2 separate regions of the Homo sapiens genome follow, and region 1 is linked to region 2. Evidence: chromatin loops called from intact Hi-C (ENCODE). Cell type or tissue: PC-3. All regions are shown on one strand. Links, peaks and the distances in the headings refer to the core of each region. The heading gives the core; the rest is flanking DNA. Region 1 overlaps FBXL17 (F-box and leucine rich repeat protein 17). Region 2 overlaps FBXL17 (F-box and leucine rich repeat protein 17).

What was found. A loop is a pair of places that touch in the nucleus more often than their neighbours do. Peaks named below come from ENCODE experiments on the same cell type or tissue, not always from the same donor. Only the 100,000 strongest peaks of a DNase experiment are listed, where the experiment ranks them.
Region 1: a loop joins it to region 2, with 4 times the contacts of the local background. A loop is called at or near these places in 1 of 110 quality-filtered maps.

The regions. Positions count from the first base shown.
Region 1 is chr5:107,967,274-107,971,672 of GRCh38, forward strand. The region is part of intron 7 of FBXL17 (F-box and leucine rich repeat protein 17); the gene reads right to left. Among named protein-coding and RNA genes, the nearest start is that of EFNA5, 300 kb to the left of the region's middle. RefSeq lists an enhancer at 1-2. In PC-3, for the core only: no CTCF peak of the experiment used is centred there; DNase peaks (open chromatin) are centred at 1,408 and 1,908; H3K4me3 peaks cover 1,039 bases; H3K27ac peaks cover 2,296 bases.
Region 2 is chr5:107,867,415-107,871,813 of GRCh38, forward strand. All of the region lies in intron 8 of FBXL17 (F-box and leucine rich repeat protein 17), which reads right to left. Among named protein-coding and RNA genes, the nearest start is that of EFNA5, 200 kb to the left of the region's middle. In PC-3, for the core only: no CTCF peak of the experiment used is centred there; a DNase peak (open chromatin) is centred at 2,467; H3K4me3 peaks cover 477 bases; H3K27ac peaks cover 1,717 bases.

The DNA of each region.
Region 1 (4,399 bases), core at 265-4,264, 100 kb after region 2:
AAACTAGATCTACCTAATTCTTGTGGTGACAGTAAGTAGGAAATCGAAGATCAGAATCAAATCTCTAGAACTGCTTAGATGTGCAGGCATGGAAGAACTTGACCAATGTTGACAGCTAAGTTTATATACCCTTCTCCGAGAGCTGGCAGTCTATATTTTAGGACCCGTTTAAAACAACATTTTCACTCATAGGTGGGAACTGAACAATGAGAACACTTGGATACAGGAAGGGGAACATCACACACCAGGTCCTGTCATGAGGTGGGGGGAGGGGGGAGGGATAGCATTAGGAGATATACCTAATGTAAACAACAAGTTAATGGGTGCAGCACACCAACACGGTGCATGTATACATATGTAACAAACCTGCACATTATGCACATGTACCCTAGAACTTAAAGTATAATAAAAAAAAAAGAATAGGAAAAAAACAACATTTTCAATATTTTACCTAGTATGCATCCCAAATTAGATGTAAATTACAGCTTAAATATTTAATGATGTAATAGCAAAAAGGGTAAAAAAAATTTCTGTAATTGGATGCAGCTTTTTATGTTACAAATACTAACTTCCTATATTCCATGTATCATGTGGTCACCTACTTTAAGGTGGGACAAATAATTTTATCTAATGTTAGTTATTATCTGCTTCAATGATAAACTGGCTTTAACAGGGTGGTATTGAAAATAGCACATTATTTTTTCAGCTTAAAAAAGCTATTCCAGTTATACTAAGGTATAACGGACAAAACTGTACATATTTAAAGGTATAAATATGATGTTTTGATTATGTGTTAAGTTTTAAAACTAGACTTGATGTGAGTGTCACTGGCAGAAAGGAGGAGGAATAGAGTAACAAGGGCAACAGCATCAAAGAAACAGAAAACAATGCTCTCAGGTGGGTATCCTTGGAGTCCCTATTTTCAGATGAAGAGCTCTTTTTTTCAGAAAAGTTATGTAACTTGTCTAATATGACACAGCTATAAGTGATAGAGCTAGGATTTGAACACAGATCCAGTGCTCTCAACAACTAAGCTGTGTGTGCAGATTAAAGAGTTCCTGAAAATTCAAAAAAAGAAGTTTACTTATGTATATAAAGTAAACCGAGATGTAAGCATAAAATATTCTAGTACACTGATCATGGTGAGGGCAGGGCAATTTCTTCTCATTTGTAAAAGGCAATTTAGTCTCTTCTTTTAGAGTAGACACATCTGTTACTCTTGCTAAACCATTCATAAATATGGAAAACATGGGATGAGAAACACTAAACTATGCCCATGAAAATGTAGTTGAAAATTTTGTTCTTACTTTTAAGTGAATGTGATGAATCATTACAAAAACCTAATGAATCATAACAAAATTATTTTAATATAAAACTTAGTTTACATGCCAACAATTAGGTGAATAATCCAAAAATAAATAAAAATTGCCTCTGAATAAGCACTGAGAAGGAATGCCATATCAAATGCACTCTGTACTTTCTTTATAGGAAAGCCTTATGAACCTTGCTTGGAGTCTAGTGGCTCTTATTTTAGAAACAATTCTGATAAGCTAGTTTTTTTCCTTGTAGTATAAAGCACATCAAAGTAAGTAAACAGAAAGGATATACTGCTAAAAGTAGGAATACAAGAACACTAAAACATCAAAAATGGCCATGATGACCCCCCAAAAAAACCCAAGAAAGAAAGAACTCCCCAAAATTACCCAAGCATAACTTGGAGGTTGTCAAACCACAGCCTGCAGGCCAAATTCAACCTACTGCCTGTTTGATGACAAAGTTTTACTGGAAATCAGCCATGTTCATCACTTATATATTGTTTATGGCTGCCTTCCCAGTGCAATGACACAGTGGAGTGGCAGCAGCAGAGACTAGGTGGCCCGGAAAACTTAAAACATTTACTATCTGACCTTTTGCAGAAAAGGCTGTCAACACCGTGGTCTAGGTCATTGAAAGCATGGATAAATAGCTTTCCATACCGCATGGGGTACTGTGGACATGGCACATTTGACTCACACAGAAATTGTTCGTTTATGATTAGTACACTTTAGTATACACTCTTTAACAAATCTCTGAAAAATGCAATGCATTTTAGAAAAGTTTCCAGAAAAAATGACTCATTATTGTTTAATGGATACAGCCTAAACATTTCAATTAACCAGAAACCCATTTATATAGAACACCCAAATAAAGATATCTTTCTTCATATTTCAAAAAAAAACTATTTAGAAGTTGAAATCCCAAAATTATTCACTGGCAGAAGCAGGTGAACAAAGTTAAGTCAATTCAGATGCCCTTGTTAAAATATTTTTTCCCCTTAAGGTCAAAGTTTGTGTTCTTCTAATTTCCTTCAGGTGATCCACAGTCTCAGGACTGTAGAAGCCTCATGTTGCCTAAACTGAGCACACTGGAAACACTGATATTAGACAAGGGAATTGGCATTTTTCAAGAACTACGGCTGCAATTTAAACTACTGCTTGATCTTCCCCTAAAGCATACTAGAGAACCTAATTTCCATAAAACTTTCTAACCCAATTTGAACAGTATAATGTGGACAGTGGGGAATACATGGGTTTGATCAATTATGAATTTATATGATATGTTAGTAAGCTATTCAGGCATCATCTTACAATTCAGTATTTTGAACACTAATGCCATGCTACATAATTTTAAAATGATGCATTTCAGAAAAACCTCACTAGGGCATATTTGCATATTTAGAAATCTAATTAACCCAAGCATATCTTAAGGCTTTCAAAAGAGAACATACAATAACATTTTTGTCAGCTGAATGTTTGCTTCAGGCTATGTAAGGATTGTATCATCTGGTGTGTGTTAACCCTTCAGCTCCCCATTTTTTATGTAATGGCTGTTTAATTTGGGAGTTGGGCAGATAGAACTTTCCACTCCCTTTCTGGGCTGGAGACTCTAGGGCTCAGCATGAACAAGAGGACCTGTGATGGTTCTCTTTGTTACCAAACGCAAGTTCAAAACTCTCTTCTCTCCTGCCTTAGGTAATATAACTGAGAGCTGCACTACTTGCAGAAACACTTGAATTAGATGAAAAAAAATGACCACCACATTGCATATACAGCAAAACATCCCCTTATATATTTTCTGTGGGAAAAATATTTCAGAAAAAGGACAGGTGCCCACTGAGGGACACTACCCAACCCCACAGCTGCTACCGCTTCTGCCCTTAACTTTAATTTCGTCTAGTGCGGTTTTCTTCTATCCCTTAGGCCAGAATCTATGATCAAAGCCAAAAATAAGAGCAGAAAGAAAAGGCCTGTTCTTTAGACCTATCAACTCTACTAGAAGGCAAAACTTTGCTCCTGCATGCATGGCTCTCTCTGCGTGCCTGGTAGTAGAGGCTGATCATGGCCAAAGTCCCACTTTCCTGTGATTTTTCCTTTGAAACGTTGGCCATTTATCTTGCCAGAGTGGAAAAAGACCTGCTGCCCTTGTTACCACACCTCCCCAAGGATTGCTGTAGGTATGGAGGCTCTGACGGCAAGAAAAACTACCTGTGCTCCCACGGCCTTCACCTGTTTTGCCAAGTTCCCTGCAGGTGCTCCCCGTGTTAGAAAAGCCCAGAGAAAAATGTTGCTCTGGAAGAAATGGAAGTTGCTTATGTGAGCGTCAGTTAAGTAGAAAATTGGATTTATGTAAAATTATGATATGCCCGACAGAATCTAGACACAGTATGCTAGAAATTTCAGAAGTGAGGTAAAAAATTATAAACTTAATTTGCAACAATGTACAGTCAGTTCTTCTATAAAACATGTTTTGAAGTCACAAATTTATTCCAAAAGGATTGATATATGAGGGAACAATTTGAGCATAATGCAAATTACATTTGCTTACCGTTTCTTTCTGGAAAACACCAGTTCAACATGGAAAACTTCACCAGGCAGAACTGGGCTGGGGAGATGAAATTCACAAAGCACACACAAGCACACATCTTAAACTTCTACCAGCTATCTCATTCTGTGTTACGTATGAGCACACCCCTCCACATCTGCTGGTACATTTTTACATGGGATTTCAAATAGTTCTACTTCCAGCATGTCACCATAACCTTCTGATGCCAACTTCCACACGTAAACTTAAGGTCTTTTTCAAGGCGCACTGCCACATTGATTGTAGTATATATGTAGTTCTGTGGTATTAGCATGTATTTCTTAACCACTTAATACGTGTAAAACTATGCTATTTTTTATGAGGTCCCCATCCTTTAAAAATTGTATGTGTTCCTGATAAAGTTCTTGAGTGTTCGCCCCTGATTCTCTTTTCTCATAAGCTACAATTTGGTGCGTGGTGTGATGATTTTGTCACTTTATAACAGAACTGACCGTAAATTAGGTTTCATTGTTTTATTAAAGAGCAAACAAAGGGCAGA
Region 2 (4,399 bases), core at 102-4,101:
ATTCTTAAACCAAGTGTGTAGACTAAAAGGCATGCTAATGATCCTGGACGTGAGTCGGTTTCCAAAACTTGGCAAAACCCCACACAGTTCAGAGGATTTGACTCTGGTGTTTACAGCATCAGCAGCCTGCTCAGGATGGCAGGCCCAGGAGGGCAGACCATTTGGAAATTTTGTGACATTTAAGCTCCCTTTTAATGTCATAGTTATCTGATGGCAAAGAATAAATTGTGGACAGGTCTCCTGACTCAAAGCAATGCCATTCCTATCTTCTGATTTCTTGGGCTTTGGGAGTTGGTATGCCTTCACCCCTATGTGGTGGCAAGTGGGAATGTGAAGGTCTATCTTTTTTTGGTTGGTTCTGCTGTCATGGTAGTGTTTAGTATCTGGTGCCTCAGGAGCATGCAATAAATGGCAATCTCAGATAAGGAGAAATTCTGCCACCAAAACTGCTCCATGCTCCCACTGCTAAACACGTAGTATTAGGCTTTCGTGTGTTAAGAGACAATCAAACGCTTCTCTTCAGCATGGTTTATTTTGGCAAAATACTTGAAAACAATTTGTTAATATTTTACTCAAATAACCAAGGCAAAATAAAAGTATGTCTCTGTTCAGGTAAGGACGGGGAAGACAGGAAAGGAATAATATTCAGTGAACATCTATTATTTCCCAGACATCTAAGCATGAATACCCCTACTCAGATGGAATTCCTATTTCACACAGCTAGCAAATGGTAGCTAGAATTTGAATTCAGGACCCCAGCACACAGTGCTCTTTGCACTGTACCACATTGCCTGGCCCCTTAGGTAAGATGGTGTGGTGTGGAAAGTGTCAGACTGGGGCCTGGCTGATCTCCTGCCCTGTAAAATGTTTACTGACATTCGTTTTTTTACTGAACATAAAAGAGATTGCAGTTTGCATATAAATACATTTCAAAGTCCTTGATAATGTTTTCAAAATGGGTGCTCTAAATGTAAATTATAATGGATCTCACTTGGCCTGCAGAACAGTCTGTTGTGGAGCTGTGGGTTGCATGAGACTTTGAAGCATGATGGAAATGCGATGAAGCTGCAGGCCTGACCACGGGCCTTTGGATAGGCCATCCGTGACTACGCCAGAAAGGGGCACTGCTTCCTTTCCCGTCTCTCACCCATAAAAACACTTTCCCTTGTTACGGAGGTAGGATGGCCTGCAAGCCAGATATGGTCCCTGCCCTCTTGTAGCTTATAACCTAGCAGGGGAGGAACAATGACACCACCAACAGCGAAGCCCAAGAAGTGCTTTCTAGGGAAGTGCAGGTTGCTGCAGAAGGAAGCCTGCAGTAGGCACCTGACCTGTTCCTTGAGGGCTGGAAAGGGCTTTCCAAATGAAGTGATATTTCAGTGGACTTCTGAAGGACAAAGAGGTGTCAGCCTGTGTACCACATGCACAAAATATGCACATATTTTTCAGAGAAGAAAGGAAACCAGCTCATGAGCTAGAATAAAACAACTCATCATTTGTAAGCTATGCAATGTTTCTCCCACCCCATCCAACAAACTCAAGTGTATACCTGCAGTAAGTTCTTGTGTGAAATAGCTCTGCTTTGAGAAAGAGAGGGGTGAAGAAGATGGACCCCTTTATTTGCAGGTGGGAAAAGTAAAGTGCCCACAGTATATCTGTGAAGGCATCACAAATAGCACACTCAGCGCCTGCCTCCTAATTCAGGGCTTGGGACTTCACACTGGTCTGTCACTCTTCACAGACTCCCTGGGCAATGTCAATGACTGCTAACAGCCCCAGAGGCTGACTCCTGGTGGCCCAGAGGCAGAGTGTTGTCTCTGGGACAATACGCCTCTGGAGCCTGCTTCTCTCCGCGTTTCTTGGCTCTCTGGGAAACTGTAGCAGATATCCATGGAACCTGGTATTCACCAGGTGCCAGCAAAAGTCATCGTGAACAATGCATATTCAAACGGACCTTAATGTGCTTTCAGCTGGTACCCACAGACTCTAAGATGGGCACATATTAAAAAGGATGAAATCAGGGTAATGTGAATTTTAGTAACACCCCAAATTTGCATGTAAATGAGGTGAGTCATCTAAGTGCAGTTTAAAATATTTTAAATAGGACACTAAGAAAAGAAAAAAAGAGCAGATGATATATTGATTTTTCCAGGATCCTGCACAGCTGACAACATGTGCCTGCTCTCTGCTGGCCTGTGTAGATTTTTATAATTCTATCTCTCTCCCTTTGCAGCAGGACTTCGCATGTCCCTGTTTGGGTGACATGCCACATTCTGCTGAGGTTTGCTGTGGTGAGAGCAGGGAACTAGGAATCCAGTGCCGCTTTTCAATCTCTCACCTCTTTCTCTTCAGTGGAGAGGCTAAACTTCCTACCTTAGCACTTGGATCCTTTGTTCTCTCGTGTGATCAGCTTCACATTCCCTTCCTTCCCTCTTCCTTTCTCAGACAAACCAAGGCCTTCTGCCATAAACCCTACAGTGACTCATACATAGCAAACTTATGATAAATGTTTACTGACATGGGATGAATTAAACTGTGTCTACAATGGCAAGCAAGATACAAACAAGAATAAAGTGGTTGTCAACCCAACTGCTCATTAGAATTACCTGAAGATCTTTTAAAAATCCCAATGCCCAGGCCATATCCTAGAGCAGTTATATCGGAGTCTTGGTGGAGAGGGAGCCAGGCATCAATATTTGTAAAGCTACCAGGAGAGTCCAAAACATAGATCAGGTGAGAACTACTGGTTTAAAGCCACCGACTGAAAAGCTCCTAGAAGGCACAGGTGATTTCTGTTCTTGGGGATCTGAAGGCAAGGTCTGAACTAAGCACCTGCCCACTTCCCATGACATGACACCTCTGAGCTAGAGGTTCTGGGGAAAAGGAACTGTTGCTACTATAGCTTATTAGCCCTTCTTTTTTCAAATATTCACCACTGTCTGAAACAAAATGTGTATTCTTTGAAAGTGGTAAAAATGGACTGGCTTCCTCTTCTTCAGCATCAAGTCTTAGATCTCTAATTAGGCAAAGCCAAAGGTGGCTTCCATCTGATCTTCCCAACAGCTAAGGGGAAGGAAAAAAAATTCTATCCCCAGTTCTCACATGGACCTAGTGCTTCCTCAGTGGAAAACCCATGATATGGAAGGAGAGGGTACTCACGATTAGGTATTTAATACCTTTTTTTTTTTTTTGAGATGGAGTCTTGCTGTCACCCAGGCTGGAGTGCAGCAGCTCCATCTCAGCTCACTGCAACCTCCGCCTCCTGGGTCCAAGTGATTCTCCTGCCTCAGCCTCCCAAGTAGCTGGGACTACAGGCGCGTGCCACCATGCTCAGCTACTTTTTTGTATTTTTAGTAGGGATGGGGTTTCACTGTATTAACCAGGATGGTCTCAATCTCCTGACCTCGTGATCTACCCGCCTCAGCCTCCCCAAAGTGCTGGGTTAATACAATTTTAAGATAAGAAATTTTAAGAAGAAAAGTTGACTATGTTACTGGAGCCTAAAAGCGACCTGCTAAATATGGGAATAAGCTGACCACAGAACATCCATACAACGCTTCATGCATGAACCTCATACCGGTAGCCTGGGGTCTTTAAGGATGCGTTTTTCATACAGAGGTAAGAAATATTACTCTTGGGCGGCAAAAAAAAAAAAAAAAAAAAAACCTCATCTAAAAATCTCAAAGTATACAGTAAGACAGATACTGAGAATGCAATGAACCTGACAGAGGCAGGCTCATAAATTCAGTCAACTTTGTCAAACGCAGTCATTCCATTTCAGAATCTGTAATGATTGGAAGTGCTATGCTCTGTCAATATCACAACAGGCCTGGCTTCATGCTGTCTCTTTTTCATGAAATGTGTGTTGCCTGTTAACACTAGCACTGCTTCTATTCACTTGAATTAGCACAGTGAGAAAGCAGCAAAGAACTTGGGAGGATGGGGATCACAGAAACGCCTGCAGTGTTAAGTGAGAATTGGGGCTTGCTAACCTGAAGCCTCTAATTAAAGATTAGTGTGACAGGAAGTCCAACAACCAGACTGTCAGAGAGAAAAATTAGTGACATTTTCATTCCCTGTATCACCAAGCTATCCTCCACTGAGAAAGATGTTTCCAGCCAAGTGCATGCAAGCTCCAGGTACACAACCATGTGTTGGCCGCTCTAAGGCCACAAACCACTGGCCATGGACTTGGCCATGCTCAAATCTATGCATATGCACGTGTGGTGCAGATGAGAACCAGAACATACATATGTGGGACACCAGGATGGAGAAAGTTGCTTGGGGGAGTCATCTGCAGTGCTACCAATGGTTCGGCAAATGATCAGCAATTTGAAAAAAAAAAAAAACAACAACAACTAGGCCCTAATAAGATAATTAATATAGTCACTAAGTAAGT